2 separate regions of the Homo sapiens genome follow, and region 1 is linked to region 2. Evidence: read pairs that join two places in POLR2A ChIA-PET (ENCODE). Cell type or tissue: HepG2. All regions are shown on one strand. Links, peaks and the distances in the headings refer to the core of each region. The heading gives the core; the rest is flanking DNA. Region 1 overlaps NUDT19 (nudix hydrolase 19). Region 2 holds the start of SLC7A9 (solute carrier family 7 member 9).

What was found. Peaks named below come from ENCODE experiments on the same cell type or tissue, not always from the same donor. Only the 100,000 strongest peaks of a DNase experiment are listed, where the experiment ranks them.
Region 1: POLR2A ChIA-PET joins it to region 2 with 5 read pairs; 4 of 35 experiments call an interaction of 5 or more read pairs at or near these places.

What each region holds. Positions count from the first base shown.
Region 1 is chr19:32,695,780-32,698,688 of GRCh38, reverse strand. The region is part of intron 1 of NUDT19 (nudix hydrolase 19); the gene reads right to left. All of the region lies in intron 1 of LOC124904690 (a long non-coding RNA gene), which reads left to right. Among named protein-coding and RNA genes, the nearest start is that of NUDT19-DT, 4.9 kb to the right of the region's middle. In HepG2, for the core only: no CTCF peak of the experiment used is centred there; no DNase peak of the experiment used is centred there.
Region 2 is chr19:32,869,639-32,872,547 of GRCh38, reverse strand. SLC7A9 (solute carrier family 7 member 9) reads left to right here and starts at 2,781. Exons shown (of 13, transcript NM_014270.5): 1 at 2,781-2,862. RefSeq lists enhancers at 1,431-1,953, 1,954-2,476. In HepG2, for the core only: a CTCF peak has its summit at 1,293; a DNase peak (open chromatin) is centred at 1,297; H3K4me3 peaks cover 1,477 bases.

The sequences.
Region 1 (2,909 bases), core at 293-2,792, 170 kb after region 2:
AGAACTAGTGTTTCTGCTGCTGTGTCAGTGAGCACAACCATTCTGATCAGCAGGGTCCAGGGACTGTTGCGGGTTCTTGGGCAGGGGTTGTTTCTGCTGCTGCGTTGGTGAGCACAACTACTCCAATCAGCAGGGTCCGGGGACTGTTGCAGGTTCTTGGGCAAGAGGTGTTTCTGCTGCTGCATTGGTGAGCACAACTATTCCGATCAGCAGGGTCCAGGGACCGTTGCAGGTTCTTGGGCAGGGGGAGAAACAAACAAACCAAAACCACAGGCGGTTTTGTCTTTCAGATGGGAAACACTCAGGCATCAACAGGCTCACCCTTGAAATGCATCCTAAGCCACTGGGACCAATTTGACCCACAAACCCTGAAAAAGAGGTGGCTCATTTTTTTCTATACTACAGCCTGGCCCCAATTTCTCTCTCTGATGGGGAAAAATGGCCACCTGAGGGAAGTATAAACTACAGTACTATCCTGCAGCCTGACCTTTTCTGTAAGAGGGAAGGCAAATGGAGTGAAATACCTTATGTCTAAGTTTTCTTTTCATTGAAGGAGAATACCCAAGTATGCAAAGCTTGCAATTTACATCCCACAGGAGGACCTCTCAGCTTACCTCCATATCCTAGCCTCCCTATAGCTCCCCTTCCTATTAATGATAATCCTCCTCTAATGTCCGCTGCCCAGAAGGAAATAAGCAAAGAAATCTCCAAAGGATCACAAACGCCCCCTTCCCGGGCTATCGGTTATGTCCCCTTCAAGCTGTAGGGGGAGCGGAATTTGGCCCAACCTAGGTACATGTTCCCTTCTCCCTCTCTGATTTTAAGCAGATCAAGGCAGACCTTGGGAAGCTTTCAGATGATCTTGATAGGTATACAGATGTCCTACAGGGTCGAGGGCAAACCTTCTATCTCACTTGGAGAGATGTCATGCTAGTGTTAGATCAAACCCTGGCCTTTAATGAAAAGAATGTGGCTTTAGCTGCAGCCCAAGAGTTTGGAGATACCTGGTATCTTAGTCCAGTAAATGATAGAATGACAGTTGAAGAAAGGGACAAATTCCTTACTAGTCAGCAAGCCGTATGTCAGTAAGTCAGTATGGATCCCCACTGGGACCTCGACTCAGATCATGGGGACTGGAGTCGTAAACATCTGCTGACTTGTGTTCTAGAAGGACTAAGGAGTATTAGGAAAAAGCCCATGAATTATTCAATGATGTCCACCATAACTCAGGGAAAGGAAGAAAATGCTTCTGCCTTCCACGAGCAGCTACGGGAGGCCTTAAGAAAATACACTCCCCTGTCACCCGACTCACTTGAGGGTCAATTGATCCTAAAAGACAAGTTTATTACCCAATCATCTGTGGATATCAGGAGAAAGCTCCAAAAGCGAGCCCTGGGCCCTGAACAAACTCTGGAAGCATTATTAAACCTGGCAACCTCAGTGTTCTATAATAGGGACCAAGATGGACAGGCCCAAAAGTAAAAGTGAGATAATAGAAAGGCCGCAGACTTAGTCATGGCCCTCAGACAAACAAACCTTGGTGGTTCAGAGGGGACAGAGAATGGAGCAGGCCAATCACCTGGTAGGGCTTGTTATCAGTGTGGTTTACAAGGACACTTTTTAAAAAAAAGATTGTCCTATGAGAAACAAGCTGCCCCCTCGCCCATGTCCACTATGCCGAGGCAATCACTGGAAGACACACTGCCCCAGAGGACAAAGGTTCTCTGGGACAGAAGCCACCAACCAGATGATGCAACAAGACTGAGGGTGCCCAGGGAAAGCACCAGCTCATGTCATCACTCTCACTGAGTCCTGGGTATGTATAACCATTGAGGGCCAGGAAATTGACTTCCTCCTGGACACTGGCGTGGCTTTCTCAGTGTTAATTTCCTGTCTTGGAGCTGTCCTCAAGGTCTGTTACCATCCGAGGAATCCTGGGACAGGCTGTAACCAGGTATTTCTCCCACCTCCTCAGTTGTAATTGGGAGACTTTGCTCCTTTCACATGCCTTTCTTGTTATGCCTGAAAGTCCCACACCCTTATTAGGGAGGGATATATTAGCCAAAGCTGGAGCTATTATCTACATGAATATGGGGAACAAGTTACCCATTTGTTGTCCCCTGCTTGGGGAGGGAATCAACCCTGAAGTCTGGGCATTGGAAGGAACAAACTCAAGCTCTAGCCTTAAGCCTTCCCACAGGACGAAACTTTTCTTTAAACGTCACAGAGAGAGCAGGAATAGCTCTTGGGGTCCTTACTCAGACTCATGGGACAACTCCACAACCAGTGGCATACCTAAGGAAACTGATACAGTAGCAAAAGGCTAGACTAACTGTTTAGGGGTAGTTGTGGCAGTGGCTGTCTTAGTGTCAGAGGCTATCAAAATAATACAAGGAAAGGATCTCACTGTCTGGACTACTCATGATGTAAATGGCAAACTAGGTGCCAAAGGAAGTTTATGGCTATCAGAAAACCACCTGCTTAGATACCAGGCACTACTCCTTGAGTGACCAGTGCTTCAAGTGCATACATGTGTGGCCCTCAGCCCTGCCACTTTTCTCCCAGAGGATAGGGAGCGGGTCAAGCATGGCTGCCAACAGGTAGTAGTCCAGACTTATGCCGCCTGAAAGGATCTCTTAGAAGTCCCGTTAGCTAATCCTGACCTTAACCTATATACCGATGGAAGTTCATTTGTGGAAAATGGGATACGAAGGGCAGGTTATGCCACAGTTAGTGATGTAACCGTACTTGAAAGTAAACCTCTTCCCCCAGGGACCAGCACCCAGTTAGCAGAACTAGTGGCACTTACCCGAGCCTTAGAACTGGGAAAGGAAAAAAGAAAAAACGTGTATACAGATAGCAAGTATGCTTATCTAATCCTACATGCCCATGCTGCAATATGTAAAGAA
Region 2 (2,909 bases), core at 258-2,757:
AGCTCAGGATGCTATATAGGGTTTAGTCATCTGGCCCTTCTTCAAGTCTCTTGTTTTGTGGGACTCAGTTGCATATACACATAATTAAAACAGTTTTCCTCCCATTAGTCTCAATTCGAAGCCCAACCAAAGAACCCAAAAGGGTGGAGAGAAGCATTTTACCCTCCCCAACTGAAATCAAATGTGCACCAAATATAAGATAAAATGTAGATGGTGTGAAGATCTTCACACTGCAAGCATTTTTGCAATCGGAAGGGAAAAAGCACGGGTTGAAAATGAAGGTCAAGAGTCTTTAGCAGAAACTTAAGAAATAGAGTGGTTGGGCGGGTGTGGTGGCTCACACCTGTAATCCCAGCACTTTGGGAGGCTGAAGCGGGTGGATTACTTGAGGTCAGGAGTTCAAGATCAGCCTGGCCAACATGATGAAACCCTGTCTCTACTAAAAATACAAAAATTAGCCGGGTATATTGTCACACATGTAGTACCAGCTACTCGGGAGGCTGAGGGAGGAGAATCGCTTGAACCTGGGAGGCGGAGGTTGCAGTGAGCTGAGATCATGACACTGCACTCCAGCCTGGGTGACACAGCAAGTCTCAAAAATAAATAAATAAAATGGTAAAAATGACAGTAGGATTTGCGCTTTGGGAGGCCGAGGCAGGTGGATCACTTGAGGTCAGGAGTTCAAGACCAACCTGGCCAACATGGTGAAACCCCATCTCTACTAAAAATACAAAAATTAGCCAGGCATGGTGGTGGATGCCTGTAATCCCAGCTACTCAGGAGGCTGAGACAGGAGAATCACTTGAACCCAGGAGGCAGAGGTTGCAGTGAGCTGAGATCGTGCCACTGCACTCCAGCCTGGGCGACAGAGTGAGGCTCCATCTAAAAAAAAAAAAATTGACAGCAGGGAGGTGAAACTTCAGTCACATGGCAGAAGCACTGGATACACAATGAACCAATGGTCTTCAAGAACTGAGGAAAATTTTGCTTTTTAAATGAAATCCGTATTATTTTCCATGAGGAAGAGCTTATGAGAATTACTTGAATACTTTCTGTGTATTCAAGGGAGGGAGAGGGTGGGACTGCGGTGAAAAACACAACTTTAAGAAACAGGCTTAAGAAATGCTCACCGTGGACCCAAAATGAACTGAAGTGGAGGTTTCTGACTTAACAAAGGACCCTCACATCCCGATGTTCCAGACTCGGCACTTGGAAGAGGCCCAGGAAGACCAGAGGGCTGGTCCCGGACATTCATGGAACATGCAAGTTCAGTGTGTTCCGTGAGGAGGCGCCTGTTGCTCGCCCTGCGTCGCAGGTTCAGACCCTGATCCTGGCAGTGCTGCCTGAGCCCATGTGGGTAGTGGGTGAGGTTGCAGGGCTGTCTGGCCCCAGCGGGGGACCACTGCCCCACCCTGATGTCCTCACGTGGTCTCCTGTCAGCCTGCCAGGAGCACTTTTGACCCAGGGGGTATTCTGTGGTGTTTTGCAAACATGGATGTGCCAGGTACTATGATGAGTGCTGCAACATTAGGAGGAGTGACCCCAGCAAGCCGGTGGGCAGGTTCTGTCTAGGGTGGCAGGACCTGCCACTAGCCTCTCTGCTCAGGGCTCTGGGCATGGCAGGCAGGTAAACAGGTGGGCCCTCCCAAGATGGGAGGTGACGAACTTCTAAATCAGGACCGTGCCTCTGGGACAACAAGGGTCCCTGTGCTCTGCAGACGGCTTTCAGAGAAACCTGTGCCTCTCTCAGGTCTGCTTGCCCCAAACTGCTCCCAAACTGACCCCCAGAGACTGGCCCAGCTCCTTCCATCCCTGACCTTTGCTTCCATCTGATATCTGGGATGCAGTTAAGTTTGGCCCAAGGCAAAGCTACCAGAGTTTTGGCTGAAGGTAACAGCTACGATGCTTCAGATGCAGTGCTTATGCTGTGCCAGGCTGTCTCATAAGGTCTCATAAGGTGCTTCCTTCCCTATCTGAAAGGGCTTCGTGCTGACCCCTGAGGCTGCCGCCTGAGCCTAGGTCCAATCGCAGTGCGGGAGAACCTCTGCTCCCTCCCAGAGAGATCCAGACCCTGGCAGCCCTGGATGCGGACCGGAGCTTCCTGGCCTTGTGTTGCCTGTCCCCCTCCGTTTCCCCGAAGGGGAAGGTTTTGTGTCCCTTGTGATGAGCCAGGACATGGCTACGTGAACAGCACCACAGCCAAACCTGATGGGCATTTGGCCGCAGCTGCAGGGAGGACACGAGGCCCTGCATTGCCTCAGGCCTGCTTGTGATTCCAAGTGGTGAAGCCCCATCACTGGTAAAGAGGAGTGGGACGGGCTCAGCCGCTCTCACCTGCTCAGCCAGAGGCAGGCCCTTGGCTTGGGGGAAATTCCTGGGCGGGGAGGAAACTGACCAACAGCTGAGTTACGCACACACAGCGGTTCCTGTTTGAGCTGCCTGACTTGGGTTTTAAATATAGCCTATTAAGGCAATTAGCGAATTGGTTCCAAAGTTTATCTCCTCTGATTCCCAAAGATAAAAGAAGGCATAATTTATTTTATCTTTAGGTAAAAAGTGTAGACGATTTGGGACCATCTGGTTTTAAAAAAATAATCTGACCTAGACACAAATGAACAAAACAAAAACGGTTTTGGAGAGAAATTGGTGTTCCTGACCCTCCCCTTTTTTGTGTGGCGTATCTAAGCTTCATTGCAAAAAAAAAAAAAAAGGTGTTTAATAATTACCCTTATTGACCTCTGTACCTTCTGGACTTCCTTTGCTCCTGGGCACAAGACATGGCCATTTCTAGGGTTGGACCGTGCAGGCACGGGCGGTCAGCTGGGCCGCAGCTCCTCCGGCTCTGCAGGGTCACGGAGGAAGGTAAGTAAGGTCAGTAGGTGATAGAAAGGCTCATGGCTCTCCTGGCC